Linked DNA regions of Homo sapiens: region 2 is linked to region 1. Evidence: chromatin loops called from intact Hi-C (ENCODE). Cell type or tissue: Calu3. All regions are shown on one strand. Each heading gives the region's core, and the rest is flanking DNA. Links, peaks and the distances in the headings are about the cores only.

Region 1 (15,726 bases), core at 4,701-12,700:
ACTCGAACCTGGGAAGCGGAGGTTGCAGTGAGCTGAGATCGTGCCACTGCACTCCAGCCTGGGTGACAGAGCAAGACTCCGTCTCAAAAAAAAAAAAAAAAAAAAAAAAAAAACAGAAGGAGACCCTGATGCCTGCAGCATATGGTTCTGTCCACCTCCATTTCCTCACCTGTAAAATGGGCATTGTGCCAACACCTGTCTCTCTGTCCTACTGGCTGCTCTGTCTTACTGAGCTCTTGTCTCTGAAAGTTCTGGGTAAATGGCAAAGTGGCATATATCTTTTATCCTGTGTATCTTTAAAAAATATAGTATTTTTTCTCCAGAGTGCGCATTAGGCTTGATTTATATTACGTCATTTAAACTGTCAAATAAATGTGGACCACATATATTAAACAGTTTTTATTCTGGAGGTGGTGATAGCTTTGCAATGATAGGGATTTTTAAAAAGCCCAGAGTGACACCTCAGATTAGAGTTTGCTACTGTTGCATAGGAGTTAAGTAGCCAAGCCATCTTTTCTCATTTCCCTTTAGCTAAAATACAGTGCACTAGGTATTTTTGGAAAATTTCCCCAAAGATCTAAAGTTTGTGGGAGGAAGGAGCGAGAATCACCCTTGATTCCATTACTCCAAGGCACTAGCCATTGTTAGCATATTTCATTCTGGTCTTCTCTAATTGCATTTTTTTTTTTTTTTTTTTTTTGAGATGGAGTGTTGCTCTGTCACCCAGGCTGGAGTGCAGCGGCGCGATCTCAGCTCACTGCAAGCTCCGCCTCCAGGGTTCATGCCATTCTCCCGCCTCAGCCTCCCAAGTAGCTGGGACTACAGGCGCCCACCACCATGCTTGGCTAATTTTGTTTTTATATTTTTAGTAGAGACAGTGTTTCACCGTGTTAGCCAGGATGGTCTCGATCTTCTGACCTCATGATCCGCCCGCCTCGGCCTCCCAAAGTGCTGGGATTACAGGCATGAGCCTGTAATTGCGTTCTTAACTCGCATAGGTTCTTTAATTGCATTTTTAACTCGGATAGGTTCATAATGCAATATAACTTTGTATCATGACTTTTTCAGTTTATGTTACACAGAAATGTTTCTCTATTTCCCTATACACCCAAAAAAGGGCTGCCTACTGTTCCACTATATGGATTCACTGTATTTTACTTCTATGTATCTATTTGGGAGATTTCAGTTGCTCATTATTTTTAAGTGAGTTTTAAAACTCATTTCAATGAATGCCTCTGTGCATGAAACTTTGCCTAAATATCAGAGGACTTCCACAGAAAATGGGTTCCTGAAAAGGCACTTTGAGGGTCAAAGATGTTCACATTTTTGAGGCAATTGATGACATCAGTGTTGATCTGAAGGTCATCCCAGGTTACATTCTCACAGCAATAGCCAAAAAGACTCAATTTCATATTCTTGTTATTTTCTCTGAAAAACATATTCGCTAATTTGTTAGGCAAAAATTGGTACCTTGATTGTTTTAATTTGTACATGGTTGGTAACTATCAGGTTGATTTTGTTTTCTTCTAGTTTTTGAGCCATTTGCAAGTGTGTAATCCTTTATGGATAATTCTGAAATGTAAAAAGCTCTGAAAACAAGTTTTTCTTGTAGGCTTTTGATACCCTCTGTAGGTTGTAAAACTTAACTTGAACTAATGTGAGGTTTTTAATTTTTTTTTTGAGATGGAGTCTCTCTCTGTCTCCCAGGCTGGAGTGCAGTGGTGTGATCTCGGGTCACTGCAAGCTCCGCCTCCCGGGTTCAAGAGATTCTCCTGCCTCAGCCTCCCGAGTAGCTGGGATTACAGGCATGCACCACGCCCAGCTAATTTTTGTATTTTTAGTAGAGATGGGGTTTCACCATATTGGCCAGGCTGATCTGGAACTCTTGACCTCATGTGATCCACCCACCTCGGCCTCCCAAAGTGCTGGGATTATAGGGATGCACCACCACACCCAGCCTAATGTGTGGTTCTATGGTATATATTATTCTATCTTGACTATTTGCATGTTCTGCTGAATAATATTAATGAATTTGATTTGAGTGTTACAGGTTGTGCGCTAAATGCATTGCATTACCTTCCTAAAATCACAAGGTTTGAACTTTGAAGCACATCTGACTTCCAGGTTTTCAGATAAGGGATTATGGTCCTGCATTTTCGCTTCTGTGACTCATTTATTTGTGTCTGTTAGGAGGCAAATATAAAACTGCTCAAAGTAGCAAAATTTCCAATGGGGAAAATAAGTCCTCAAATGAGTGACACTTCAGAAAAAGAAGTACAACTTTGGTACTCTAGTGTGAAATCTAAGAAAATAAGGGTACCCCCAAAAAACTAAGATTTTGTTTATTCCAAGTGACTTTATGAATGGGTGCCAATTAGAATGGAAACTTGTCGGCTAGATGGAGAGTTTGGGCCAAATTTCTCCTCTGCTTTCTTTTGCCAGTTACTAACACAGTTCTCTTTGTAAGAGAAACTGAATCTACCCAAGGGATTTTCTGGAGGATGGATGGGTAGAGGGGCCGGACATCTTACCTTGGGGATCCTTTTGCCAAACCTGTTGAACTCAGAGGACCTGGTTTTCCATTCCCACCTGCAATACCCCAAGGCCCCCGGCTTCTTCTCTTTACTTGATAGCACTGTCCCAGGATCTCAAACAGAGAGAACCCGCCAGCCAGGTATCTCCCATTTCCCTTGCCAGCTGCCAGCCCTACCTGATCCTCCTCTCCCATTTTGTTTGTGCACTCTTGTGGATAACTGCATTCCAGCCACTAATAAAAGTGCCTGTTGTACAGAGAGAAAAAAAATCTTTAAATTACTTTCCTTATCGGTATTATAGAGAGAATATGGCTGAGCTGCCTCATAGCATTGTTGTGTCAGTTATGTAAGATAAAACTAGTGAGTGCTTGGCACACAGTAAGTGATGAAAAAGTGTATTATTATTATTGCCTAGGCTAAACCAGATACTAACCTATCACAGCTAAAGAATGAGACAAAGTTCCTAACCACTCCAGAATTTTCCTTTTTGGGCCTCTGCCATTACTTGAGGGGTTTCCTGTCACCTGTTGCTCCTGAGCCCTGGGTGCTGGTTGTGTAAAGGGCAGAGGGGGCTTTGAGGAGGGGATGTTGGGCAGTGCCCGAAGGAGTAGGGTCTGATGGGCTTGGCAGAGTTCTCTTGGGAGGCAGGGGATTTGTGGGGCAGAGCCATTAGCCACCAAAACTAAGCAAAGAAGGAAGGAAAGCATTACCTTTATAAGGTGATATAGTCTGTATATTTGTCCCTGCCCAAATTTCATGTTGAATGGTAATCCCCAGTATTAGAGGTGGGGCCTGGTGGAAGGTGATTGGATCATGGGGGTAGATTTCTCATGAATGATTTAGCATCATCATGAGAAGTGCTGCCCTCACGATAGTGAGTGAGTTCACAAGAGATCTGTTTGTTTAAAAGTGTGTGGTACCTCCCCCCCAACTCTCTCTTGCTCCTGCTTCCGCCATGTGATGTGCCTGCTCCTCTGTTGCCTTCTGCCATGACTGGAAGCTTCTGAGGCCTCCCCAGAAGCAGATGCCACTATGCTTCCTATACAGCCTGCAGAACTGTGAGCCAATTAAACCTCTTTTTTTAAAAAATAAATTACTCAGTCTCAGGTATTTCTTTTTTGGGGGGACAAGGTCTTGTTCTGTTGCTCAGGCTGCTGGAGTGCAATGGTGTGATCTCGGCTCACTGCAACCTCTGCCTCCTGGGTTCAAGTGATTCTTCTGCCTCAGCCTCCTGAGTAGCTGGGATTACAGGCACCTGCCACCATGCCCGGCTAATTTTTGTATTTTTAAGTAGAGACTGGGTTTCACCATGTTGGCTAGGCTGGTCTGGAACTCCTGACCTCAGGTGATCCACCTGCCTTGGGCTCTCATAGTGTTGGGATTACAGGCGTGAGCCACCGTGCCCAGCCTCAGGTATTTCTTTATAGCAGTGCAAGAATGGCCTAATGTGTAGGGTAGAGCATGACATTTTCTTCTGGAAGAACTTTGGAAGATTCACCAATTGGTTTATTCTTAGATAGCTGATCTATAGGTGTAGTCACAAAATTGTGACAGTTTTTCTTTAGTATTTGATGTAGATTTGATGATGACATGCTTTGTGATTATCCAGGGTCTGAGTGCTTATTGTTCATCTTCTCGTGGCTCTTTGATGAGTGTTTCAATGAATGAGACTCTTAGGAGGAGGAAGCAGAGTCCTGTAGTATTAGGGCTGGAAGAGACCTTGACTGTGTCCTCCAAGCTTTTATTTAGCAGATGCAGAAACTGAGCTGGCACAGCCAGGACTTAAGTGAGTGTCTTTCCTCATTCTGGGACTCTTCCCATTCTGTTAGACTGTCTATGGAAGTGGATCCAGCCTTGCTGCCTATGGCAGGTTTCCTTGATCTACATATGCCCTTGATCCTCATGCTCAAGGGCCTGGTTTCTCAGCTCCTTGGATGTAGGATGAGGAGGACTAGGAAGAACTTTGGCTAACTGACTCATGGGAGTAATTGTGTTATTCTTAGTCATATTTTAGATTCAGAAGGGACTTTGATGGTCATCTTGTAATTAACACCCTCTCTTTGCAGATGGGGAAACTAGCCCAGAAAGGTTCGGTGTCCTGTAGGAGTCAGGAGTGGCTGTAGCCCATAGCAGATGAGCAGACCTTTAGGTTTGGTGAGGGAGGGACTACGTGTATGTCTTGTTCGCCATTGTAGGCTCAGATCCAAGCACAGGGCCCGGAATAGAGTAAATATTTAAATATTTAAATGAGGGAAGGAAGGAAGCCAGAGTTAGAATTCAGGTGTTAGGACTCTTGGTCCAAAGCTTTTTCTTTATAATAAAGTGAAGAGTTACTGTTTCCAATATTCACCCACAAATCTTAGATGTAAGCCTCCCCACAGCCCTTCTCTTGCACTGGTGAGAGGCTGTTTTGTCTGCCAGCCTCTGTGGGCCAAATTGCTCCAAAGGCAGAAAAATCTGGTCATGGAGGAAAAATGAATGATAATGACAAACAAGCAATACTGCCAAGAATGATAATAACAAACAATCAATACTACCTTATCAGGTGATATGGTGTGACATTGGTAGCATTTTCAGTGCAGAGATTTTCGAAACCCAAATCTCTTCATGAAACTCTTCTCAAAGACAAACTAAACTCAGCTGTGTTTCTACAACCGGTACTTCAAATGCATCTGTTAATTGTATATGTATCATATTCCTGATTTTATAGTACTTTATACTATTCAAAACCAATTGTTTCGTGGCTTCTTTGATTTACTTATTTATCCAACAGGTATTAACAAAGTACCTTACAGTGTGCAAGGCTCTGAGAATGAAGTGATGTGAACAAAATAGACTCAGTACCTGCCTTTATGGAGCTAGTAGGTTATCAGGAAGGCAATTAAACAAGCAAAATGACATGCCCTGAGTACCTTGTCAAGGAAAGTATGACACAGGGCCAAAATACCTAACCTAGGGCTGGGGTTGGGACATGCATGGACAAACTAGACTCCAGTGCAGGTTGGGCATGCTCTCTGGAGGAAATGAAAGTGAAATTTACAGCTGCAAAAACTGCAGGAGTTGGTCAGGTGGAAAGAACTTGTGGTCACCGAAGAGAGGAGGTAAGATCAAGCAAAGCAACAGCAGTGGTTCCCAAACTTGAGTGTTCAGAAGTCCAGCTGGAAGGCTGGTTAAAACAGATCTCTGAGCCCCACCTGAGAGTGCTGAGTCCATAGGACTGGGATGGGTCTGGAGATTTGCTTTTCAACTCTCATGTTTCCAGGTGATGCTGGCTAAGTATCAACTGTGAGCAGGGGAGTGAAAGAGATAAGAGTAGATGGAATCCCCTCTCCTCTTCTTGGGGCTGTATGTATCCTGTCCTCTGACCATCCTTCAAGCTGAGATCAAGGATAGCATTTCCAGGAAACATTTCCTAGGTATTCTCACTGCCTTTATTGCCTCCTGTGAATACACTGTCCACAAGTCTATGGATACATGTTGCATCTTTTCCATGTTATTTAGCCCTCAGTTACATGCAATTGTTTCCACCATGTTTGTTTTGTCTAACTAGAGCTTCTTGAGGCAGCTGAGCATATGAAATGTGTACAAAATATTTGATTGCCTGATCAAATTTAATTCTTGCAACCACTGTGTGGAGCAGGTTGCATGTTATTCTCTGTTCTGTGGAGATGTGGAAACTGAGACTTACAGGGAATAACCAAGATGAAGAGAAGGGGAATTTCTTGCTCAAGTCAGAGGAGGGGAAGTCAACGTGAGGTGTGTGTTCATTGTTCTCAAATGTGCTTTGCATTATGTGAAATTGCAGGTATTCGGTGCCCAGCACCACTAGTAGAAGGAAAGTTTTATATTTAATTTGTTTTTGAGCTTTTTCACTATAGGTTCATCTTCTTAAAGAGAATACAAAGGCATCTTATAAATTGAATGTAGATTTTGTTTTTAGCAGGAGATGATTATCTTAGGAATTCTACAGAAATTGTCCACTTGCTTTTAGAGTAAATATTTGGAGGGGGTAATTCAGTTTACATGTCATTAGGCTTAGAAATGATTTTTATAAAATTTTGGCATGAGGGAGATACAACATATCAATTTCAATTTCCTGAAAAGACACACATTAGACAATTATGCTATTACCAATCTTTGAGTGGCTAGATGGATTTTGCTGCATGGTTGAAGACTTACAAAGAGCCTGTACATAGCACATTCACAAGACAGGTAGGGTTAAAAACTAACTAAAAAGAATTCCTTTCGATACCAATAATCTGCCAAGCCTTCCTTCCCCATGCGTAGATGTAAACATTATCTGGTTTTCTCAGATTCCTGTAAGAGGTGGAAGTTTGAAGAATTCACTGGGCTTTTGTATCACAGTACAACTTGGGAACACTAATTTTCAAATGTTCTAACAGTTCTTCATAGCTGGAAGTCCCCAACACAATTATGTGAATTATCCACTTTATAAAAAACAGCTGCCCGGAATTTCCTGGCATTGGTGAAGTGGCAGATGGCTAATGAGCAGGCGTTTCTTCATTTTTCTTTGCAAGTTTTTTCTATATGCTCGTACGGCCTGAATGCTTTTACTGCTTCCTCAGTTCTTTCCATCCTCCTTCTAAAGGCAAAACACAGAACAACCACCAAAAGAAAAAGGGAAGCATTGGATATTGTTTAAAGCTATGTGATAGAGCCAAGAAGCTGGGTTTTGAAGGTGAAACTCATTTCACAGTCGTGATTGTCAACTCAGCCCTTTTTAATAGTCATTGCAGGTAAAACTTGTAGATCATTCTTTACAGTGTGCAGTTAATTTAAAAATGAGGTTTCTCTTATTTGAGATATCGTCAGGTGCTATGTAGGTATGTAAAATGAATAACAAACTTCTTTTTTGTTCTCCACAAACTTGTGATTGAGAAGGGGGAGATAAGCTATGAATACAAATCACTATAGTATAGTAGAGAATGTGTTTGGTGTAATCAGAGAACTACAGACAAAGTGCTGTGTGGGATCAAAGGGAGGGAGACTTTCCTTCTGATAAGGGCGATGGAAAAGACTTCATTCATAGCCTGAAACTTGGCATTTTCAGTGGACCTTAAAAGGGAGTGTATGGAATGGTGTGCTGAGCAAAGGAAACAGCCTGTGTGCAAAGGCATGGAGGTGGGAATAGAGAAGTTAATGCAGACTGGGTGTGGCAGAGACTCCTCAGTGGAAGTCATGTGAGATGAGGCTGCAGAGGGGAGACTGAGGTTAGGCGACAGAGCCCCTGAAACTGCACTTTACTGTGTAGTTGCGGAGGATAGGGGACAACAAGAGGCCCCCATGCATTTCCATGTGATAGAAGAGCCCCAGAGGCTGAGCCGAAAGGAGACAGGGCCCTGTGCTGTCAGCAGGGCAGTTCAGATTGCCATTCCCATTTCCTTATCTGCAGAAGTGTAGGTGGTAGGGAGGCAGAGGGTGAGCCATCAAACATAATACAGTCCTTTGTAAGTAACACAAATAGGATCTATGCAGCAGAATAGATTTAATGCAATCCATATGATATGCAGATAGAAACAATTTTTCAAAGTTTAAGGAGTGCTGAGAAATGAGAATCATGAAGTAAGTGCTAAGTATATAGTTTTGGCCTAGTGTGGTGGCTCACGCCTGTAATCTCAGCACTTTGGGATGCTGAGGCAGGAGGATCGCTTGAGGCCAGGAGTTCAGGACCAGCCCGAAAACCATAGCAAGACCCCGTCTCTACAAAAATAGGACAAAAATTAGCTGGGCATGGTGGCATGTGCCTTTCATCCCAGCTACTCAGGAGGTTGAGGCAGGAGGATCACTTAAGCCCAGAGGTGCAAGGCTGCAGTGAGCTGTGATAGTGCCACTGCACTCCAGCCTGGGCTACAGAGTGAAACCCTGTCTCAAAAAAAAAAAAAAAAAAAAAGAAAAAAAAAGTATATAGTCTTGATGGCTTGGTGGTGTGAAAGCCAAGGAGTGTTCATTAATGGTTAAAGCTCGCTAATTATGTATTTTTCTTAAGTTAGAGTAAATACCTTCAAATTATACAAATCAGCTTGTCTATTGAATTCTTGATTACAGGCATGAGCCACCACACATGGTCCAGACTATTGAATTCTCAACCATTAAACATTTATATTTTGGAAGTATGTTGGTATATTTTCATTTTTTGGCCCTACTGTGGGTCTTGTCCTTGTTTACTTCTCCTTCCCAGTCTGGAGGACTGTCAGTGTTAAGGCAATCTCTAAATAAACCATGCATATCAGCATTGGGATGATTTGTAAATCCTGCTTGGCTAAGGGCTCCATCTCTGTCACTTCTGGTGAGTTTTCTCAGTCCCTTAATTTCTTATGATGTGATGAAATAGATTTGGGGGAAGGAAAACTAACCAGCTTCAAAGTAATTCAGTATACATCCAATGCCTACATATTATGGAAACAGTAGTTACACAAACTAAGTAGATCTGGTGGATCTTAGTTCCTGGGTGGGTGGGAGGGATAGGGATGGAGAAGACTTGAAGGAGGGAAAGAGAATTCTTTTGCATGAACCATATGGTAGTTGATCTGTTGCCGCCACAAACCTGTGATTGAGAAGGTTGATCTTTTCTACACTGGTTCAGTGCTGCATCTTGATATATTAGTGAGTAAAGACTCTTGACTTTGAGTCAATGTGGTGTAATACAAATGATATATTTGATCTTGTCCCTGATTCCTGGGACTCCTAAAAATAACCCTTGGGATTTCTTGAGTGATAGGAACATTTTTTGTTACTCATAATGAGCTCCTTTAGACCATACCTGAGTTTGTGCTAATGTGATCCTTGGACTCTTGGTGGGCCCCCAGGTAGCTACGGGATGGGGACTAGTTGCCGGAGGAACCAACCATGTGATTACAGGGTTAGAACTTTTAGCTGCAATCCCTGATCTCTGGGAAGGGAAAGGGGCTGGAGATTGGGTTCACTCAACAACAGCCAGTGATTTTATCAGTCAAACCTGTGTGATAAAAACTTGGTTAAAACTGCAGCAAGGAGGCTAGGAGCTTCTGGGTTGGTGACATATGGATGTGTTGGGAGGATGGTGTGCCTGGAGGGGGCTTGGAAGTTCTGTTTTCGTGCCTGCTCCCCAACCATACCTTGCCCTATGAATCTCTACCATTTGGCTGTATCTGAGTTGTATGCTTCATAATAAAACTGTAATCATAAGTGTAGGGATTTTCTGAATTCTGTGAGTCATTGTTGCCCAAAAGAGTCCCGATCTTGACCCCAGAAGAGGGTTCTTGGACCTCGTGCAAGGAAGACTTCCGGGCAAATCCGTAGAGTAAAGTGAAATCAAGGTTATTGGAAAGTAAAGGAATAAAGAATGGCTATTCCACAGGCTATTCCACAGCAGCCCTCGGGGCTGCTGGTTGGCTATTTTTATGGTTACTTCTTGATTATACGCCGAACAAGGGGTGGATTATTCGTGAGTTTTCCAGGAAGAGGGTGAGCAATTCTCAGAACTGAGGCTTCCTACTTTTTTTAGACCATATAGGTAACTTCCCAACATTGCCATGGCATCTGTAAACTGTCATGGTGCTGGTGGGAGTGTTTCTTAGCATGCCAATGTATTATAGTTAGCATATAATGAGCAGTAAGGATAACCAGAGGTCACTTTCATTGAGTCTTGATTTTGGTGGACTTTCACTGGCTTCTTTACCACACCCTTTTATCAGCAAGGTCTTTGTGACTTGTATCTTATGCTGATCTCCTATCTCATCCTGTGACTTAGAATGCCTAACCTCCTGGAATGCAACTCAGTAGGTCTCAGCCTCATTTTACCCAGCCATTATTCAAGATGGAGTTATTCTGGTTCAAACGCCTCTGATAATTCTAGCAAAATGCCAAACTTATTGAGGGGGGTCATGGAAAGCCCCCAATTTGTAGTCCCTAGGCAGAAGTGCAGTTAGCCTGGGGACCCCATTTGCGGCTGGCATCTGAAGTGGGGTCAGTCTTGTGGGATTGAGTATTTAACCTGTGGAGTCTGCACTAAATGCTAGGTGGTATCAGAATTTAATTGAATTGTGGGACACCCGGTTGGTGTTGGAGAACTGGGTTTAGGAAAAATGGAACAGACAAGTCTTTCCTATTGGGAAAAACCAACTCATAATATGAAAACGTTGGGGCTGGAATAATCTCTCTGAAATTGCATAGTTTACTATTTAGAAGATAAAGGCTCAAAAGTGTTTTTAAAAGATTTAGTGGGGCGGCCGGGTGCGGTGGCTCATGCCTATTATCCCAGCACTTTGGGAGGTCAAGGCGGGCAGATCACGAGGTCAGGAGATAGAGATCATCTTGGCCAACATGGTGAAACCCTGTCTCTACTAAAAAAATACAAAAAATCAGCTGGGCATGGTGGCACGTGCCTGTAGTCCCAGCTACTTGGGAGGCTGAGACAGGAGAATCACTTGAACCTGGAAGGCAGAGGTTGCAGTGAGCAGAGATCACACCACTGCACTCCAGCCTGGGCCACAGAGTGAGACTCCATCTCAAAAAAAAAAAAAGATTTAGTGGGAAAGAAAAAAAATTATCAGGCTGTTCTTTACTATTTATGTGTTTACATTGTGTTTTATAGTGTAATAAAGTAGAAGTTATACTACTATATGGTTTTCTTTGACTCTTGTTTCCTGTGGTTTTCACCAAAGATTTCATAGCACTGTCTCTGCCTCCAACCAATGGAAACATCTAAAATGTCAATATGATGGATTGTAGGTTTAGTAGTCTCTTTACTAAGGGATTTCCAGTATCCTGGTTTACCGCTGTCTACACTATTAATATTACTCTGACACTACAGTGACAATTTCATATGGTTCAACCTTATAGTAATGATGGCTCCTCATTGACTGTTACTTACAGTTAAAAAAAAAAACTATCGATTATGATCAGGACATTTTAGAAACTGCAAAAAGTAGAAAAAGAGAAAAAAATGCCCCAGAGTTCCAGCAAGAAAACATAAATGTTAATTATACTTGGGAGGTATTTTTTTTAACAGGTTCCTTTTTTTCTTTCTTTTTTTTTTTTTTATATTTATTTATTTATTTTTTTATTGATCATTCTTGGGTGTTTCTCGCAGAGGGGGATTTGGCAGGGTCACAGGACAATAGTGGAGGGAAGGTCAGCAGATAAACAAGTGAACAAAGGTCTCTGGTTTTCCTAGGCAGAGGACCCTGCGGCCTTCCGCATTGTTTGTGTCCCTGGGTACTTGAGATTAGGGAGTGGTGATGACTCTTAACGAGCATGCTGCCTTCAAGCGTCTGTTTAACAAAGCACATCTTGCACCGCCCTTAATCCATTTAACCCTGAGTGGACACAGCACATGTTGCAGAGAGCACAGGGTTGGGTTGGGGGTAAGGTCACAGATCAACAGGATCCCAAGGTAGAAGAATTTTTCTTCGTACAGAACAAAATGAAAAGTCTCCCATGTCTACCTCTTTCTACACAGACACGGCAACCATCCGATTTCTCCATCTTTTCCCCACCTTTCCCCCCTTTCTATTCCACAAAACTGCCATTGTCATCATGGCCCGTTCTCAATGAGCTGTTGGGTACACCTCCCAGACAGGGTGGTGGCCGGGCAGAGGGGCTCCTCACTTCCCAGTAGGGGTGGCCGGGCAGAGGCGCCCCTCACCTCCCGGACGGGGTGGCTGGCCGGGTGGGGGGCTGACCCCCCCACCTCCCTCCCGGACGGGGCGGCTGGCCGGGCCGGGGACTGACCCCCCCACCTCCCTCCCGGAGGGAGCGGCTGGCCAGGCAGAGGGGCTCCTCACTTCCCAGTAGAGGCGGCCGGGCAGAGGCTCCCCTCACCTCCCGGATGGGGCGGCTGGCCGGGCGGGGGGCTGACCCCCACCTCCCTCCCGGACGGGGCGGCTGGCCAGGCAGGGGGCTGACCCCCCCCCCCACCTCCCTCCCGGACGGGGCGGCTGGCCGGGCAGAGGGGCTCCTCACTTCCCAGTAGGGGCGGCCGGGCAGAGGCGCCCCTCACCTCCCAGACGGGGCGGCTGGCCAGGCGGGGGGCTGACCCCCCCACCTCCCTCCCGGACGGGGCGGCTGGCCAGGCGGGGGGCTGACCCCCCCACCTCTCTCCTGGATGGGGCGGCTGGCCGGGCAGAGGGGCTCCTCACCTCTCAGACAGGGCGGTTGCCAGGCAGAGGGTCTCCTCACTTCTCAGACGGGGCGGCCGGGCAGAGACGCTCCTCACATCCCGGACGAGGCGACAGGGCAGAGGCGCTCCCCACATCTCAGACGATGGGCGGCCGGGGAGAGACGCTCCTCACTTCCTAGATGGGGTGGCGGCCGGGAAGAGGCGCTCCTCACTTCCTAGATGGGATGGCGGCCGGGCAGAGATGCTCCTCACTTTCCAGACTGGGCAGCCAGGCAGAGGGGCTCCTCACATCCCAGACGATGGGCGGCCAGGCAGAGACGCTCCTCACTTCCCAGACGGGGTGGCGGCCGGGCAGAGGCTGCAATCTCGCCACTTTGGGAGGCCAAGGCAGGCTGCTGGGAGGTGGATGTTGTAGCGAGCCGAGATCACGCCACTGCACTCCAGCCTGGGCACCATTGAGCACTGAGTGAAGGAGACTCCGTCTGCAATCCCGGCACCTCGGGAGGCCGAGGCTGGCGGATCACTCGCGGTTAGGAGCTGGAGACCAGCCTGGCCAACACAGCGAAACCCCGTCTCCACCCAAAAAATACGAAAACCAGTCAGGCGTGGCGGCGCGGGCCTACAATCGCAGGCACTCGGCAGGCTGAGGCAGGAGAATCAGGCAGGGAGGTTGCAGTGAGCCGACATGGCAGCAGTACAGTCCAGCTTCGGCTCGGTATCAGAGGGAGACCGTGGAAAGAGGGGAGAGGGAGAGGGGGAGGGGGAGGGGGAGGGGGTTCCTTTTTTTCTGTGCATACCTCCTCCCTTTTTTGAAAAACATTTTGTGATTTTACTGTGAATAATTAAAATAAAAGGAAATGTGGGGAATGCTAAGACACAAAACACTAAAGAAAAAAAATGACTTATAATCTTACCACTTTGATAACATTTTGATGTCTTTTTTTTTCTTATAAAAACTGGGACCATTTAAGCTCTAAATACTGCTTTGTATGTGTTTTTTTTTCACTTAACATTTTTCATTCACAATTGAGATCATTTTGGACAAAGTGGGTGATGACAAATCTGATCCCTTCATACAAAGTGTTTCTATTGTTTTAAGAGTGCAAAGGAAGTTTAGGATTTCTGAGAAGTAACCAACTGTTTCATCAGTGTTATATGTAGATCAGGGTAGCATTTTAATTTTGTATCTTACAAATGGCAGCAGAATTACTTTTTAACAATTAGCACTTGGTTAAAAAAAAAGATAAATTGACTTGGAAAGAACGTAACTTTTAAATGTACCTTCTCTTCCTAATAACTGACTCACTAGGAAATGCCATTCTGTCATTGTAGATTTATTGCTGTGTTACAGGGATAATGATTATCTGTAGGTTTTCTACCTTCTCTAACTCTACTACGTGAACCCTGTAGTATCTATAATAGAGATGAGCTATGGAGAATCCCATTCCATGGACTTTTACTGAATGTTGAAACTGTGAGCCCTCACATTTCAGCAGTAATGGAGCAGAGTGTGGAGTTCTGGAGCCAGGCTGCCTGGATTAAAGTCACCTTTGATACTTGCTACCTGTGTGACCTGGCATAGGTTACTTAACCTCTCTGTTCTGTAGTTTTACATCTTTAAATGGGGCTGGAAATAATAGAAGCTACCCCATAGAGTTATTGTAAGGATGAAATGAGTTAATATCTGAAAAATGCTTGAAATAGTAACTGTACACATTATACATCAATATGTGACTATTATTAATAGTATTTTTTTCTGTGTGTCTCACTGGTTGCTACTGGTTTTCAGAGTTCTTGTTTGGGTTTCATGCTAGTGACATTCATTTCTCTTCTTTAACATTGACTTCCCTACGTCTAGGGTTTTCCTGGTTACTTCTGTTCAATCTTTCCTTCGTTTGCCTTTTCTGAAGTGACCTTTATTTTCTTTCCTACTCCCTCCTTTACTTTGCCCTTTCTCTAACAGCAGTAGCGGGGACTTCACACCAGGGGACTTCAGCCGGGACAGATCCTTGGAGCTCAACATTTACTCACCTTCCTTTTCCAGTTCCTATGTTCTCAGAAGCCAGCCCACGTGCCTGTCTTGCAGGAACATTGCCCGACCTAACCTGTGACTAATTGGAAAACCCTTCGTTTAGGACTTTTGTAGTTCTCTGTTTAGTCATTATCTGCTTCCTGTTCCTGGAAGGAAGAGAAACACTGGCTTGCATGTGGGGATGTGGGTGCCTGCCTGGCCTTGTGGTACCACCTGAGCAGTGCTGTGTGGTCGCTGCTCACTCACCCCCAGGGCTTATCTTTTCTGCACCCCACATTTAACACTGCCCCTTCCAGCCCAGCTCATGTGATTCCTTGTCCTTTTCTGGATGTTTGATTTTATATCCCCAGCTGAGCTGTGAGCTTGGTGAGGATAGCAACTGCTTTGCTCTTATTACCACAGATAATAATAATCACAGCAATAATGGCTAGCATTTATCAAGTCTTAACTTGGATAAACCCTAGTAATCTCATATAAGGCTTAGAAACTATTATTATTTTATGGATGAGGAAACTGAGGCACAGAGATGCTAATTGACCTTGCCTGGGGCTTCACAGCTAGGAAACAAATTGAACACAGTGCAGCCAAGAAAAAAGCCAGTTTCTGCTTTTGCTTCCATGCTTCATAGGGAGTAGTCTTGCTTCAGAGTTGGCCCTGCGTGCAACAGACCTTGGTTCAAATGTTGGCCCAGCCATTTCCCAGATGAGTGACTTCAGCTTCAATACTTTGTTCTTGATCATCTCCATTTCTAAGATGGGTTTAATATTAACACCTATCTCAGAGTTGTAGAGATAAGAAATGATAATGTAAGTAAAAATTCCAGTAAAGGTTAGTGGCTGTTAGCAGTTGGTGGTAAAGTAGTTGAGCATCCTAGAGGCCCTGGATCTGGAAATCATAAACCCCCAACACTCCACAGGGGCATCAGTCACCATCTCTCTTTCTCCCTCTGCCTGGTCGGGTGCTGGGCCAGTCTTCCTTTCTGACGCCCTTGCTTCCCTCCAGCCAGCTCAGCACCACCCATTTTTTCCCCATGTGATTAG
Region 2 (15,726 bases), core at 2,898-10,897, 210 kb after region 1:
CCAGGGGCACACGCAGTATGCAGCTTCCCCATTTCCAAGAACCGAAAGAATGTGGACTAAGATGATGACAGCTCCAGGAACCAGCCCAGACGGAGCCACTGGAGAGCTTCCCCATAAGGTAGCCATACATATTAATCACAGATCAAATAAGAGAAGAAATCCTAGATCCTTCTATCCAACTCAGATTTCTCACTTAAAGAAAATGAGGCCAGAGGTTAAGACAGGCTCAAGGGCAGTTGCTAGCATCTCTTAAGCTAGAAACCAGGTTTCTTGCCCCCAGAATGAAGTCTCCCTTTATTTTTTAAAATTGTATATAGCCAATTTTCTCCACCTTTTCCCCTGGCCAACTTTTCTTCATTCTTCTACTTTTAGCACTTCACTTTCTCTGAAAAGCCTTCCTTGCCTTCTCCCTTCCCTCCCCTCTCCCATTTAAATCATTTAAACAGGATCCCATTTAAGGATATTATATACCTCTTTGATCTTTCCTTTGTTGTTCCACAATTTAAATTCTATTTTTATTTAAGGATTATTTAATGTTCCTCTTTCCCAGTAGATATTACAGGGATTCTGTTCACTTCTGTATCCTGACCATCCCAGAGTATAATGCTTAGCTTGTAGTTAGTGCTCAATAAAATTACGTTTATATATGAAATTATATTCATTCTAGAATACATTTACATACTGTTAAAGCAAAATAAGCAGGGGGTCAAAAGACTGAGGCTGTCTCTGTGCTTTGAATTCCTGTATAACAAACTGTAAGCTAATTTAGTATATAAACAAATGAAAACTTAGGAGAATATTTTTTGTAACAAATAGCTGGGTTTCAGCCAATCAGATGCAGCCAACTGACCAGACCATACTCAACTATGGCAAATACCTAGCTGTAACCAATCAAGTTATTTCTGTATTTTACTTCCAAGTTTAGCCAATGTAAGCTCACTGCTCACTGTGGAGCAGAACTTGGAATCTCTTTTGGTTCTGAGTGCTACCCAATTCATGAATGGTTCTTTGCTCAAATAAACTGCGAAATTTAGTTAATGTTTTTCTTTTAGAAACATCAGGTACGTGGTGTGGGAGTATAGAATTCAATAATTTTATTTGCAAATTAAAGTTCTCTGTTTGTGAAAAATATGCTGTGGGCTTTCAGGAAGGCTGACATACTTTCTTCCTAGTATATGGGAGATGTTGAATACATATTTGTTGAGTGAATAATAATTTCTGAACTATCGAAGTTTTAATTTATGGAAGAAAACCACACATAGCCACTCAAAATAATTTAAAGATCTTTTCTACATCTCAAAAAAAACTTCTTAGGTAAGCAAAATAAGATTCTTCAAACAATGTAATTTAGAATAAATATTAGGGTTCACCAAAACTTTGAAAATAACTGGCTTACAATGAAAATACTAAGCATATAACTAAGGTAGCTCCGGTGATAATTTATAACTAGAGAACCCAATGTTTAATTCCTAAAGTTTCACACTTTTGAAGCTTCTGAGCCATCTTCTCTTAAACCCGACTTTCAGATATAAAATGAACTCACCAACTTTTGGTGCAGAAAATTCATGCATTTGCAAGTATTTAATAAGAAAAGCCATCACCAATGAAATGCCTCCACCCTTTTCACAGGGAAGGTAATTTGCAAACACATGCATGAAGATTAGTACCATACAGTAGGCAAATATTTTCCATGTCCCACCCAAAGCAAACAAATGAAAATAGAAACTTCAAGGACAATTATAAAATATCTTTAAATTTAAAGACACAGCACCCTTTTATCCTTTGGCTCCACCTGTACCTTTATCAGAAACACACATTTCTTAATCAGTTCCAACTGGGAATTTCTAGCAGGAAAACAGTCTCAGTTGATTGTGAGGTAATTGATTTTTTTCTTACATTTCTTTACTCTCAAAACTTTATGAATCAAAAAACAAATGGCTAGAAAGTACTAATCTGTTGGTTGTAGATATTAAGAAACATAAACAAGTTCCCCGGTAGTAGCTCTTAATTATATCTACAGATGCTATGTTCTAACTCTTTCATGGCAGTTTTAATTTGGGAGATGTTCAATACATATTTGTTGAGTGAATAATAATTTATCACTGAATCAGTGAATATCAAAATGTCCCAATGTTTATGCATACAAACTGTATCTCCCAAAGTGTCATAGTATTGGCATAAAAATGCTTTGCCTTATCCATTTGGAAGAGAATATGATCAGCGTTCTTGTGGCAAAGCAGATAATGGGTCTGTGTGCAGATATGGAAGGGTCAAGTTATGGAGAACATCAACCTTTGAGTTTCAGAGCAGACTGACTCAAATAGCTCATCCTGTTGTCCATCCAACATATTTTGCATTTCACTAGAAAATTCAGTAACTATATGTCATACCAAGAATAATATAAGTCCGATAGATTATTGCTTGGTCTGGGCATAGCTGAACGAAATGAGAAACATAAAATTTTCCAGGTACTTCTGAGGGTGCACATATACAGTCCAGGTCTGGGTTATATAGAGATAATACCAACTCTTTTAATAACCCTCCAGGGCACAACAATCTTGTCATCTTGGAATTTTCTATGTGTTGTCTTGTAATTTTCTGATTCTAAGATCCACTGGGGTGTGGTTCAGTCACATTCCTTCCTGTTCTACTTGCAATGAGGGTCTACTGGCTGCTCTTCCACGCTTTCTCTCCTTGACTACTACACAGTCTCTATGTGAAGTTGGTATTCAAGAAGCTTATTGAGAAATAAATTTCTGCATTTGCGAAAAGAACAATGTAAGCTTACTGAAAGGCAGACTTACAGCTGACTGAGGAGAAAATAATTAGTGCTTTAAATTTCTCCCTATATCATTTAGTCATTCATTGCTTAATAATGGGAATATGTTCCAAGAAAGGTGTCGCTAGGTGATTTTGTTTTTGTGCAAACATCAGAGTGTACTTATACAAACCTAGATGGTAGAGCCTACTACACAGCTAGGCTAGATGGTACAACCTGTTGCTCCTAGGCTACAAATCTGTACCGCATGTGACTATACTACTGAATACTGTAGGCAATTGTAAACATATCTAAACATAGTAAATGTACAGTAAAAATACGGTATTATAATCTTAAGGCACCAACATTGTATAAGAGGTATATGACCCAAACGTTGTTATGAGGTACATGACTGTATATCAAAATCCTAGTTTAATACAATTTAAAGGAATATCATAGTTATGAGGCTTAACGTTTTTTCCGAATTTTAAGATAAAAAATATAAATGCATTACATGGATACTTAAATATTTAAGGCATTGTGAACCCGCACAGAATTAACTATTGGAAAAGAAAACTGGTTTGAAAGACTTTAGAACTGAATCTTACACAAACATATGTGTGTGGGGGGGTATACAGAGTCTAAAACATCAAGCAGATGGTAACGTAAATAATGTCAATGTTTAGGATATGGAAAATGTTCAGTTGAAATAAATTAATAAAACACTGGAAACAAACACACCAAATTTGCAAAATGGGAGGCAGAGAGCAGAATAGTTTCCTAGAGATAGCAGCTCATTTAGACGATGAACACCAGATGCCAAGTGGAGCTCAGTAGAGACAAAAGTGTCATGATTAGCTTCAGGGGAGGAGAAGAAAAGGACGAGGCACCAGAGGTGAGATCCTAACACAGCCCTTTGCAGGCTGGGGCAACTCCCTAATTGCCCCTGGGGAGCTACAAGGCAAGGGACAAAGTAGCCATCATTTCTCATTTCGGTCAAAGGAGGAGGTTTATATCACTGAACAGTGATTCAAAAGCCTCCATCTGGCTGAACCCCACAACATGAGGGGTTGACAATGTGAAACACTGCTCCACGCCCATAGTCAAGCCAGGGTTGGCTGTGTCTCTGTGAGATATGAAACAGTCCCTGAGACACACTGTGTGAAAAGGACCTATGAGAATTGTAGGACCAGAAAGTGTTGAATATAGTTGTGGGAAATTACTGACATTATCAACAGATTAAAGTTGAACGGCCATGCCATTTCCTTCCGGAAGTTCGGGATATTGGTATTTTGTTGCAAGTGGGAAGGTACCTACTGACATGCCCTGAACCCAAAGTTCATTTCCCCAGCATAACCAATTAGGCAACTAACTTATTCCTACTGTATGTGTGAAAGACAGAGAGAGAACATGAGCGAGCTCCTGAGAGTGCTGTGTAAGTACAAACCACAAATGGGAGTCTTTCTTTTCCCCAAATTTTAGTGTTGCCTCAGATCTGAAATCTAACTGAAGCCTGTCAATTGTTGTACTGCATGTTTCACAATGCATGAACGTGATACTGGACACTGACTCTGAGTTCAAGCACAAATTTACTGGAGGAGAAAGACATATTTATTTATGAGGCCTTCCAAGTAAAGCCAAATTATTCACAGATACAGTGAGTGCTAGAGGAGACTTTGCTTGTAGGAGAAAGAATTCTAGACCACAAGCCAGTATATCCCTTGGTTCTAGTCTTGGTCTTGCTCTTAATTTAGGGTTATGTGACTTTGGCCACCCCATTAGTCCTTCTAGACCTCAGTTTCCTCATGTGTGAAATGAAGACGTAGAACTAAATGATCTCTAAAGCCCTTTTTGGCTCTAACAATCTAGAAGATATTCGGAAGAGGGAGCAATCATTTTAGGACAGAGGATCAGAAGATTCTATGATAGAAGAAGGGCAGTTTGCTCTTCTGCAAAGTCTGCTTTCCCTGACTACAAAAGTAAACATGAGAGTTGCAAAAACTCGAGTACAGAAATGTCAAATATAGTTTGTAAATGCCCCTATAATCTTCACTGTTATTTGTTTAAAATTTATTCTTCCAGCTATTTTCTGTTAAGAGCTAATTATAATCATTCCTATTTTATTAAAATGAAACACTAAGTGCATTTTTCTTCAACAAGTTTTTAAAAACTTAAGACTATATCCTGAATATTTCTGTCATGTCATTACACATACATCTCATTTTTAAATCAGTGCAGAGTACTGCACTGTATCTACATACTGTACTTCTTTTTCTGAGATGGAGTCTCACTGTGTCACCCAGGCTGGAGTGCAATGGCATGATCTTGGCTCACTGCAACCTCTGCCTCCCGGGTTGAAGCGATTCTCCTGCCTCGGCCTCCCAAGTAGCTGGGATTACAGGTGCCCACCACCATGCCCAGCTAATTTTTGTATTTTTAGTAGAGATGGGGTTTCACCATGTTGATCAGGCTTGTCTTGAACTTCTGAACTCAGGTGATCTGCCCACCTTGGCCTCCCAAAGTGCTGGGATTACAGGTATAAGCCAGCGTGCTTGGCCTACATATTGTATATGTTGATGATATATGGATTTTTTTCATCACAAACAATACTGCAAGAAAACTTGTATACCCAAGTCCTAATATTCAATCTTGACACCTCTTCCCTCACTTCCCATTTCCTATCCCATTACCAGGTACTGGTGATCTTATTGACTATCCTAGGAACCCATCCACTTCTCACTCTATAATTGCCTCTACTTTATTCAAGAGGAGAATCAACATCTTCTTCTGCAATAGTCCCTTAATTGATCTCTTCTCTCCCAGTCTTGCCTTCTTCCTACACAGCAGCCAGGGATGCAAATCTTATTACTCCTCAGTTTAAAACCTTCAATAGCTTCTCACTGTTCTTAAAATAAAGACCACCAACTATAAGGTTGTATTGTCTGCAATTTGCTAATTTATGGTATGTCAGCGTAGACAGTTTGGAATTTATGAGTGTGCTTTTAATCTGTGCTTTAGGATGTAGATTAAATGAGTTGCCCCAACAGGAATATATATTCAGAAATGAAATATATTTCAGATATTATATTTCATTAATATTTCAGATATATTTCAAAATATAAATATAATATTTCAGAAACGAAATATAATCAGAAGGCAGAGATGGCTTGTACAGGTATGCTAGCCTCATTATTTCCACTCAACACAAAGGACTTTATGAGTTTGCAAAATGGATGTTAGAAGTTATTTTTCCTTGGTGAAATCAGTTTTGTATGAGTGTGGACTGGCTAGAAATAGTGTAGTGAGAGGCACTCCCACTCTTGCATCAACAATGTGATTACAGCAATCCAGTATCTTTTACCCTTCCCAATGTTCCTAGTGCTTGTTTCTGAGAAATGGCTCATTCAGTGGCCGGTTCAAAGCATTCTTGCTGCTTAAATTAAGCTCTTAGGTGACCTCAACTCTTCTTCTAGAAGAGTGTCACATTTGTCTTTCATGAACTTTCCATGAAGATACAGTTGGAGAAACCAAAAGAATAGAAGGAGGGGCCTCACCAAGCTTACAGGACAGGATGTATGATTGTTTTTATTCCTGCTTACTAATCAAACTTGGATTGTGAGGGTGAATCGAACCCGAGACCAAGTGTTGAGGCTGTGAGGATGGTTTCTTTATCCTCACCCACCTCCAAATTCTGGAGTTTTTAACATCCACTGAGAGGGACCTGGTAGATATGAAGGACCAGGTTAGCTGAGGTTGGTTTTTAGCATGTGGTCTGCAAGGCCTGCAGGATGAAGCTACTGTCTACTTCTCTTGGTACTCCTCGTGCTCAAGACATTTCTCAGAACACCATCCCCCCAAGCCATATCAGCATGCCCTTCGCCCTCCCCTCTCTGGGGCTCCCTTTGCCGGGTAAGAGTCCACTCATCCTGTGGATCCCAGCTGGACATCCCTTCCTCAGGGAAGCCATCCACACCAGTATGGTTATTGCATCAATACCTGTCTCCCACCAAGATTGTGTCCAGGTCCATTTTGTTCACCTTTGTATCCTCACCACCTGGCACGGTGCTTGACCTCCGCAGATGCTTGTTCAATAAAAGGGTATTTAGGTTTTATTCTACACATTGATAGAAAAAAAAAAAGCTTTTTGTGGCACTAGGTTCACTAATTGGAATGGGCCCTCCAGTATAAGAACATTTTACAGTAATATTTTTTCAAAACTCCAATTCACAAAATGAAGAATGGAGAATATACTAAATATGAAAAGTGAGGCCACGGCCCTCTCTTTTAAATGTTATAAATGCCACCTTTGTTATTTTGAAAACTCTTCATGGAACTGAGAATCAAGAAAAGGTCACGTTCTTGAGCTTTAATTTCTCCATATTTTACAGTTTTCTTTAGTCTCCCTACTTATACTGTGATCATTTCAGCATGTAAATAAGTTCTGCTTTCTCTGTGAACTCCACTGTTGCTTCCTTTCCTCAAATTCAGTCCTTGGCATCCTCTCTGCCTCACACTAATACAAACATGGAATTGATTATAGGTTTTACCCTAACAAGTTCTTTACATGCTTGGGGTATATTTAGAAACATTTGAAACTATCCCTGGACAGATATTTAAGTAGACAATTTCATAATGAGGAAATTTACATCTCTAGTTAGAAATTCAGGGGAAATCCCAAGAGTTTAAGCTTGAAAGCTTCCTGCTATTTCGTGTGGCTTTTATATAAGGTCAAGACGAGGGGAGCCAGGAGAAGGTGTGTGTAGTTTGAGCCCCTCCCTCATTCTTTCTTTCCATCCTGTACCTCCCATTCTGCTCTAGTCCAGATGTATTTTACATTTGAGAAAATGGGAGGCCATAGAGGCTGAGACTCAGATTATTTAAACATTTACTAAGGGCGGGCTGTGCTAGGTAGACACACATTAGAGGAAGTAGTTAGCGTCCCAGTTTTACAGATGAGAAAACTGAAATCCAGGAGTAGTTAGCGTCCCAGTTTTACAGATGAGGAAACTGAAATCCAGGAATTTTAAGTATTTCTGAGGTCCCACAACAAATGGCAGAGCCAAAATTCAAACCCGATGAGAGTCCAGCCCTCATTACCGTCTCTTCTGGGGCAGCCAGGCCTGACTCCAAGTGGGCCATAGCTTCTCCTCTTTTGAGACTTACACAAGAAGTACAGTGGAACAAATGGCTTAGTGATGGAAGAAAATACAACCCCCACACCCAGTTTCTTTCCAAAGGGCTCACTTAAACTGAATAGAGGGTAAGCACCTGCAGAGGTGAGTACTGATTTAATGCAAACAAATGTGCATATGATGCTGTCATCTGTGTTTGGGAGGATGAATCTCATAATTTCTGACTTATGGGCGCGGGTGTACTTGTGCCTCGCCTAGTCATACCTGCCATTAGGGGACCTGCGATGTGCTCCAGCCGTGGATTCTTGAGTTTGTATTTGTTAGCTTGTTTTGCTTGTTTGTCTAGTTAACTCTTAAAGGGCAATTGCCTGTCAAGGGTTGCAGTTTCAGTAATTTTATTCTCTAAAGCTATTTTAGTTTTTTTTTTTTTTGGTTATATAAAAGTAACACTCCTTTTGCCCCATTAAATCTTTGAATCTAGGCAGATTCAAAGGCAGAGGGTATTAAGAAAACAACTCTCTAGCTCCCTCACCAGTGAGCTGTGACTTCTCTATCTGCCTTTGTTTTCAGGCTCACCTCCCCAGCGCCACAATTTAGCCCTGTGCTGCAGCACCAGGAAATACTTGTGTTTTATCTTCCAACAGAGAATGCATGGCATCAACAGTAGTGCCTGAACTCATTTTACAGCAGGGGGATCAGGCTTGGTGGGGCCTCTGCCTGGGCTGCAGTGGATCTCTTCCATTTTTACTATGTCCACCCCTAGAACACTTGGCTTCCTTTGCCAAAACCAAATCCTGGTGAGCATCATAAAACTTGTCTTGTCAAGTTTAAAAGAGAATGCAGATAAATTGTAACTGCAATCTTGACGGTCTAGCCAATTAACTCTGTTTTATTATTCTCTTTGGAAATGACTATAGCATTAAATGCGTTTGTCACATGCCAGGTAGCCAGCAAACCAGGATTCAAACCCAGGTAATGGCGGCTTTAAAATGTGAACTCTTTCAACTTCCCTACACTGCTCACCAGTGGCTGGGAGACGCTGCCACAGGGAAAGGAACAGCTCTGAAGTGGTTGAGTGAAAAAGCACAGGACAGGAAGGTTATAGACATGGGTCCCAGCCCTACAACAACCTCCAACTTATGGGAGATCCTTTAAGAGGTCCCATTCTCTCTTTAGGCCTCAGTTTTCTTATCCATAAAATGAGGGGTTTGGACCACTGAAGACCCCTTCCAGGTCATGATTCTGTCATCTACGGACTTTTTTTTTTTTTTTTTTTTTTGATACTGAGTCTCGCTCTGTCACCTAGGCTGGAGTGCAGTCCAGGTTCATGCCATACCCCTGCCTCAGCCTCCCGAGTAGCTGGGACTACAGGCACCTGCCACCAAGCCCGGCTAATTTTTTGTATTTTTTTAGTAGAGATGGGGTTTCACTGTGTTAGCCAGGATGGCCTCGATCTCCTGACCTCATCTATGGACATTTTTAAAGCCTCAGCTTAGTTGCTTAAGAAATAGGCTTAGAAATTGAATTGAAAAAAAATAAAAATCTTTTCATCATTCAAAGAAACAAAGGAATGGACGGCAAAATTGCTCACATCATTTGAAATTTGAAGTGTGGTTTGTTGCCATTGGGATCAACATATGGATTCAATAAAATAAGAAAATCAGGCAGGGGAGGAAATCAGTTTTTAATGAGGCATTTTCAATTTTCCATGAAATAATTACTTCAAACCACCAATATAAACTTTGAAGCATCGTTCTGAATTTGGCACAGTGTATATGAAAAAAGTCAAACCAAAGTAAACCAAAGACTGATCAGTTTGATAATCTCCTCCAAAGACCAAATAGAAAACCTGCAAAGTGCTTTAGTTGGACAGATAGAGAATTGTGCTTGGAGCCAGCAGGCCTGGGTTCAAGTTTTGGCTGAATCACATCTCCAAGTCTGTGTCCTTAACTATGAAATGATCATCATAATCCTACCTACATAGATATCACAGGGTTGTTGGGAAGGCCTAATAAACAGAACTACATAAAGAACTATTTCATTACAAATAATTGCCTGCCAAAAAAATTTCCCCACTATTTACATGGACATACAGATTTGGAATTTAAATGTTTGAATTACCTCTTAGCAAAAGCTGAAAAACTGCTATAATGAAAAGGAATGGGGGAAGCTGCCTTTAAACAAACAACAAAACCACAATCACCAAAAAGTATCCTTCTTTTACAGTAGCAAAGAATTGCAAAGATAACATCCCAGCCTGAAGGTTGGGAAGCACAGTTCAGAACTTGACAGTCCAGAATCATGTTCACATTCTCTCTTTATTCCCTTAGAAGATCTGGCATCGAGTCCCATGGAAGGTGCTTTGAAATGCCTCCCAGATTGCATCCTTCTCCTCTATTTCCTCCATCTTTTCCTTGGTCTGAGTTCTCTTCACAGGACAGCTAAAGGACAGCAAAGCCTAAGCAACAACCAGGGTCACTGCTGCCAGGCCAGCCTCAGTACTGCCCGATTAACCTTTCTAACAAGCAGACTTCATCAGGCTCCACAGCGATTCCATCAGTCTCACATAACTTCCTTTTACTGCCAAAAACGCACCCCTACTCTAGTCCAGCAATCCCTCCACTTGCTTTCATACCTGTGGCATTGATTCCAGCCCAGCGTCCAAGCTTTCACTGTTCTCCCTGCCTAGAAAGCTCCTCCACCCTCATGTAAAGGACCTCTTCAAGAAGAACTAGAAACCACTGCTTAAGGAAATAAGAGAGGACACAAACAAACAGAAAAACATTCCATCCTCATGGATAGGAAGGATCAATATCTTGAAAATAGCCATATTGCCCAAAGTAATTTATAGATTCAATGCTATTCCCATCAAACCACCATTGACATTATTCACAAAATTAGAAAAAAAGCTAATTTAAAATTAATATGGAACCAAAAAAGAGTCCATACAGCCAAGACAATCCTCAGCAGAAAGAACAAAGGTGGAGGCATCACGCTACCTGACTTCAAATTATATTACAAGGCTACAGTAACCAACACAGCATGGTACTGGTACCAACACAGATATAGAGACCTCAGAAATAAGACCACACATCTACAACCATCTGATCTTCAATAAACCTGACAAAAACAAGCAATGGGGAAAGAATTCCCTATTTAATATGTGGTGCTGGGAAAACTGGCTAGCCATATGCAGAAAACTGAAACTGCACCCCTTCCTTAAACCACATAGAAAAATTAACTCAAGATGGATTAAAGACTTAAATGTAAAACCCAAAACCATAAAAACCCCAGAAGAGAATCTAGGCAATACCACTCAGGACATAGGCATGGGCAAAGATTTTATGATGAAATCGTCAAAAATAATTGCAACAAAAACCAAAATTGACAAATGGGATCTAATTAAACTAAAGAGCTTCTGCACAGCAAAAGAAACTATCATCAGAGTGAACAGGCAACCTATAGAATGGAGGAAAATTTTTGCAATCTACCCACCTGACAAAGGTCTAATTTCCAGAATTTATAAGGAACTTAAACAAATTTACAAGAAAAAGACCAAACAACTCCATCAAAAAGTGGGTAAAGGACATGAACAGACACTTCTCAAAAGAGGAGATTTATGTGACCAACAAACATATAAAAAAAGCTCATCACTGATCATTAGACAAATGCAAATCAAAACCACAATGAGATTCCACAGCATACCAGTCAGAATGGTGATTATTAAAAAGTCAAGAAACAGTAGATGCTGGCAAGGCTGTGGAGAAATAGGAACACTTTAACACTGGTGGTGGGAATGTAAATTAGTTCCACCATTGTGGAAGACAGTGTGGCAATTCCTCAAGGATCTAGAACCAGAAATACCATTCAACCCAGCAATCTCATTATTGGGTATATACCCAAAGGAATATAAATAATTCTATTATAAAGATACATGCACATGTATATTTATTGCGGCACTATTCACAATAGCAAAGACGTGGAATCAACCCAAATGTCCATCAGTGACAGACTGGATAAAGCAAATGTGGCACATATACACCACAGAATACTATACAGCCATAAAAAAGAAGCATGATCATGTCTTCTGTAGGGACATGGATAATGCTGGAAACCATCATCCTCAGCAAACTAACACAGGAGCAGAAAACCAAACACCACATGTTCTCACTCATAAGTGGGAGTTGAACAATGAGAACACATGAACACAGGGAGGGGAACAACACACACCGGGGCTGTAGGGAGGGCAGGGGGAGGAGAGTATCAGGATAAATAGCTAATGCATGCAGGGCTTAATATCTAGGTGATGGGTTGACAGGTGCAGCAAACCACCATGGCACATGTTTACCTATGTAACAAACCTGCACGTTCTGCACATGTATCCTGGAACTTAAAATAAAATAAAATTAAAAAAAAAAACCAAGCTAAAAAAAAAAAAAAAAGAAAGAAAGCTCTTCCACCCTCCTTCACCTATCTTAATACAAGTCATTTCTCCAAGCTCCCTTTAGTGCAGGGCTCTGCATTTACTGTGGTTATGCAATCATCTGGGAGATCCTGTTAAAATGCAGGTTCTGATTCAGTAGACTGGAGGTGAAGTCAGGACTCTGCATTTCCAACAAGCTCCCAGATGGTTATGATGCTGCTGGTCCATGGACCTCACTTCGAGGACCAAAGCTTACTGGCTTATTGGAAAAAAATGGAAAAGGAATAGTTTTTTGAGATACATGGACATGGGTTTAAATGTCATCTTGATTAGGTTTTAGCTGTGTGACTAAGGGCAAATAACTTCCCTTGTATAATGGGAATATTACTTAATTTATATAAATGACGTGAGGATCTTTTGAGATATTAACAGATACTATTCTAAATAGGGCTTTCTCTTGGCTCCCCTGAACTCATCACTTCATCCTCTATTAAGCTTCTCTGATTATCCAGTCTTACTTCTCTTTACTTGGAATTTTATTGCTTAAATAACATGTGTGCACACTGCAACCATATATAAATGAGACCATATGTTCTTTGAGGGCATAATCATGTTTGATATTTCTCTTAGCATATAAATCATGAAAAAGTTTTACTAAAGTTTGATTTTTTTTTCACGCAAAACTCTGAGCCGTATAATACTTAGTAATACCACCACCCTTCACTGCAGCATTATGTAGGGAGGCAGAGCTCCGTCGTGGTACTGAGCACAGGCTTTGGAGTCAGACACACCCAAGTCCCAGTGTTGGATTCATCACTCACCATCTGTCCTGCCTAATCCAGACTAACATGTCTGGTTCTCAGTTTCTTCACCTGTAAAATAGGAATTTTGCCTTAACCTTCAGTGCTATTGTGAGAATTAAGTTAGACAAGTTACATAAGGTACGAGGTGTATATTATAAATTGTGAAAAAGGCCATGATTCTCCATCCCTCCCTGAATCCATGCCATTTTCTAATGTAACGTTGCAGTTCCTCCCATTAAAAAGTGGGGTCTATTTCTCCACCCCTTGAATCTGAGCTGGCTTCTCGAGTTGCTTTTGAAATAGACTGGAGTAGAAGTGAGTTGTGTCAGCTTGAATTTAGGCCTCAAGGGGCGTTGCTTCCATTCTCTCTTGCAACCAAGTTGAGCCAACATGTGATGAACCCAGGCTAGGCTGCTAAATCATGAAAGACGTGAGGCTCAGCTGCTCCCCACGTGACATGGCCGATGGTCCGCCAATACTCAGAGGCAGAGCTGCCTTGGTGTCCACAGATGCATGGAGGAAACTGGAAAAGAACGTAATTTGCCCACCCAAGCCCACCCAAACTGCTTATCTACAGAAGCACAAGCTCAATAAATGGTGGTTATTTTAAGCCATTACGTGTGGGGTGATTTGTTACACAGCAATAGATAACTGATACTGAATATATAAGTAATTTCTCAATAAACAGTGGCTATGTTTTGGACAATATTATACTTAATATAGAATGAGTTTTTCATAGTACTAACATTTGTGCTTTTTAGTCAGAAGTAGGAACATGACTAAACCAGGAATTGGGACTCTGAGATTCCAGTCCCAGCAGTTTTTCCAATGGGCAGCTGTATGACTTTGGACAAATCAATTAACCTCTTTGAGACTCAGTTTCCTCACCTGTAAATTAAGGTGGTTAGACCAAGTAACTTTTAAGGTTCTTTTCCAGCTCTAAAAAGGATCAAGGGTCCTTTTTACCAAAAGGCAGTACTTCTTCCTTTCTAACAGATAGTTTTGAACACAATTTAATGTTTTTCTTGTAGACTTAGGGTTTAATCACAGACCACCTTCACTGTATTGTCTTTGCTGCCTAGCATTTGGCTGTAACCACATTTCATACTTATCACAAGAGCTGTACATTGAAACTATAAAGTAGATCTTGCTGTGGACCAGGAACCCAGGTAGCCAAGCTCATTAGGAATCAGAAATGAAATAATGCCAAATAAGTTCTAGTGGGAATCTTAAGTATGTGACTCTTAACAACAATTTGAAGGTGCAGGTGGACTTCTTTTATGCATTTCTAGGTTACAATACATATTCTGGAGGACTAAGGTTGTTGACAATCTGACCAAATAAAAGCAGTACTATTTCACAGCTATACAGAATCAAATCTTTGTATTTATTGCACGTTAATAACCAAGATATATGATACTCAGTTATCAAATGAGGGAAAACAACACCAAAATCAAATTTCAAAACTCCTGTGTGTAGACATCTACTCCACAACTAGTGATCAAGTGAATAAATTTAAAATACATCCAAATACACATTGTATTAAAAAGCTATGCATGCGGCAATGAGTCAATAACCAAGGTGACTTTTGTTTGTTCACAGGCATTATGTATAGCCTCTCACACGTCACTAATACTCTTACAAATATAATACAGTCCTCTCTGTGACATACAGCAGGCCATGTTGTGGTCAACTGAAAACAATAAAAAAGAAAGGCTGTTCTACTGTCCATTTCCACTAGTGTTAAACAATCAAATGTCAGGGTGTTTTTACTCCCAGAAGGAGTTAAGCTAAATCAGAGAATGTGTATATAATATGAGGGCAACAGTTTACTTCAGCTTTGCCTTCAGATGTAGATATTTAAGTCTGTAGAAAGAAGCACTAGGTTGTTGAAAATGTGAAATATAATTGGCTATTTATCAGAAACCTTTTTCTGTGATTAAAAACCATGAGGAGCTCTAGAGGAACTAGAATCCACATGAACATTGCAATGAAATGTGGCTTACATTTATCTACCTAGAGAAAATGTATTTTGAAATGACATGTAAATTGACGTCAGAGATTCAAGTCAATTAATGGGTTCTTACAGTTAAAATCTTAAATACCAGTGCTTCTTTAACTATCTTTCGAATCAGTTCACTTCTCTCTCTCCTCTAATTTAAATTTTTGCCGCAGCTGCCTTTGGTCTTGGTTGTATCTTTCCTGTTTCATTCTCATTGCAGCCTGCATGAACTCTCTAAAATAGAGATCTGCTGTGCTTAAGATCCTTCAATGGTTTCTCCCAAGATATTGGGATCTCTGAAGACAAGGACTGTGTCCCCAGAAACTCATCGACTCTCTGGTGTCTCTGGGTCTACGCACATGATGTCTCCAAGGCCAGGTCAGGGTTTTATTAAATTTTGTAGAACCACTTGTACACTGAACAGAACAGAGTTCAGCACTTCTGATAAAGTTTGAGTGAGATACAATATTCCTTTTGTCATTTGTTAATATTCATTGCAGCTCTGGAACATCTTTTCTACAATGCCTGACAACACTGAGTCAGAGTTTTAATTTTCTGTTTCAGGACACGTATTCATTGGCTTGGTGTTTTACGTATGTTTTAGGAAA

What was found. Peaks named below come from ENCODE experiments on the same cell type or tissue, not always from the same donor. Only the 100,000 strongest peaks of a DNase experiment are listed, where the experiment ranks them.
Region 2: a loop joins it to region 1, with 4 times the contacts of the local background. A loop is called at or near these places in 7 of 110 quality-filtered maps.

What each region holds. Positions count from the first base shown.
Region 1 is chr4:37,665,906-37,681,631 of GRCh38, reverse strand. The region is part of intron 1 of RELL1 (RELT like 1); the gene reads left to right. Among named protein-coding and RNA genes, the nearest start is that of RELL1, 13 kb to the left of the region's middle. RefSeq lists enhancers at 5,444-5,653, 14,524-15,081, 14,364-15,563. In Calu3, for the core only: no CTCF peak of the experiment used is centred there; no DNase peak of the experiment used is centred there.
Region 2 is chr4:37,456,406-37,472,131 of GRCh38, reverse strand. The region is part of intron 1 of PGCKA1 (PDCD10 and GCKIII kinases associated 1); the gene reads right to left. It overlaps LOC124900691 (a long non-coding RNA gene), which reads left to right. Exons shown (of 3, transcript XR_007058098.1): 1 at 1-15,496. Among named protein-coding and RNA genes, the nearest start is that of PGCKA1, 10 kb to the right of the region's middle. In Calu3, for the core only: no CTCF peak of the experiment used is centred there; DNase peaks (open chromatin) are centred at 7,531 and 8,481.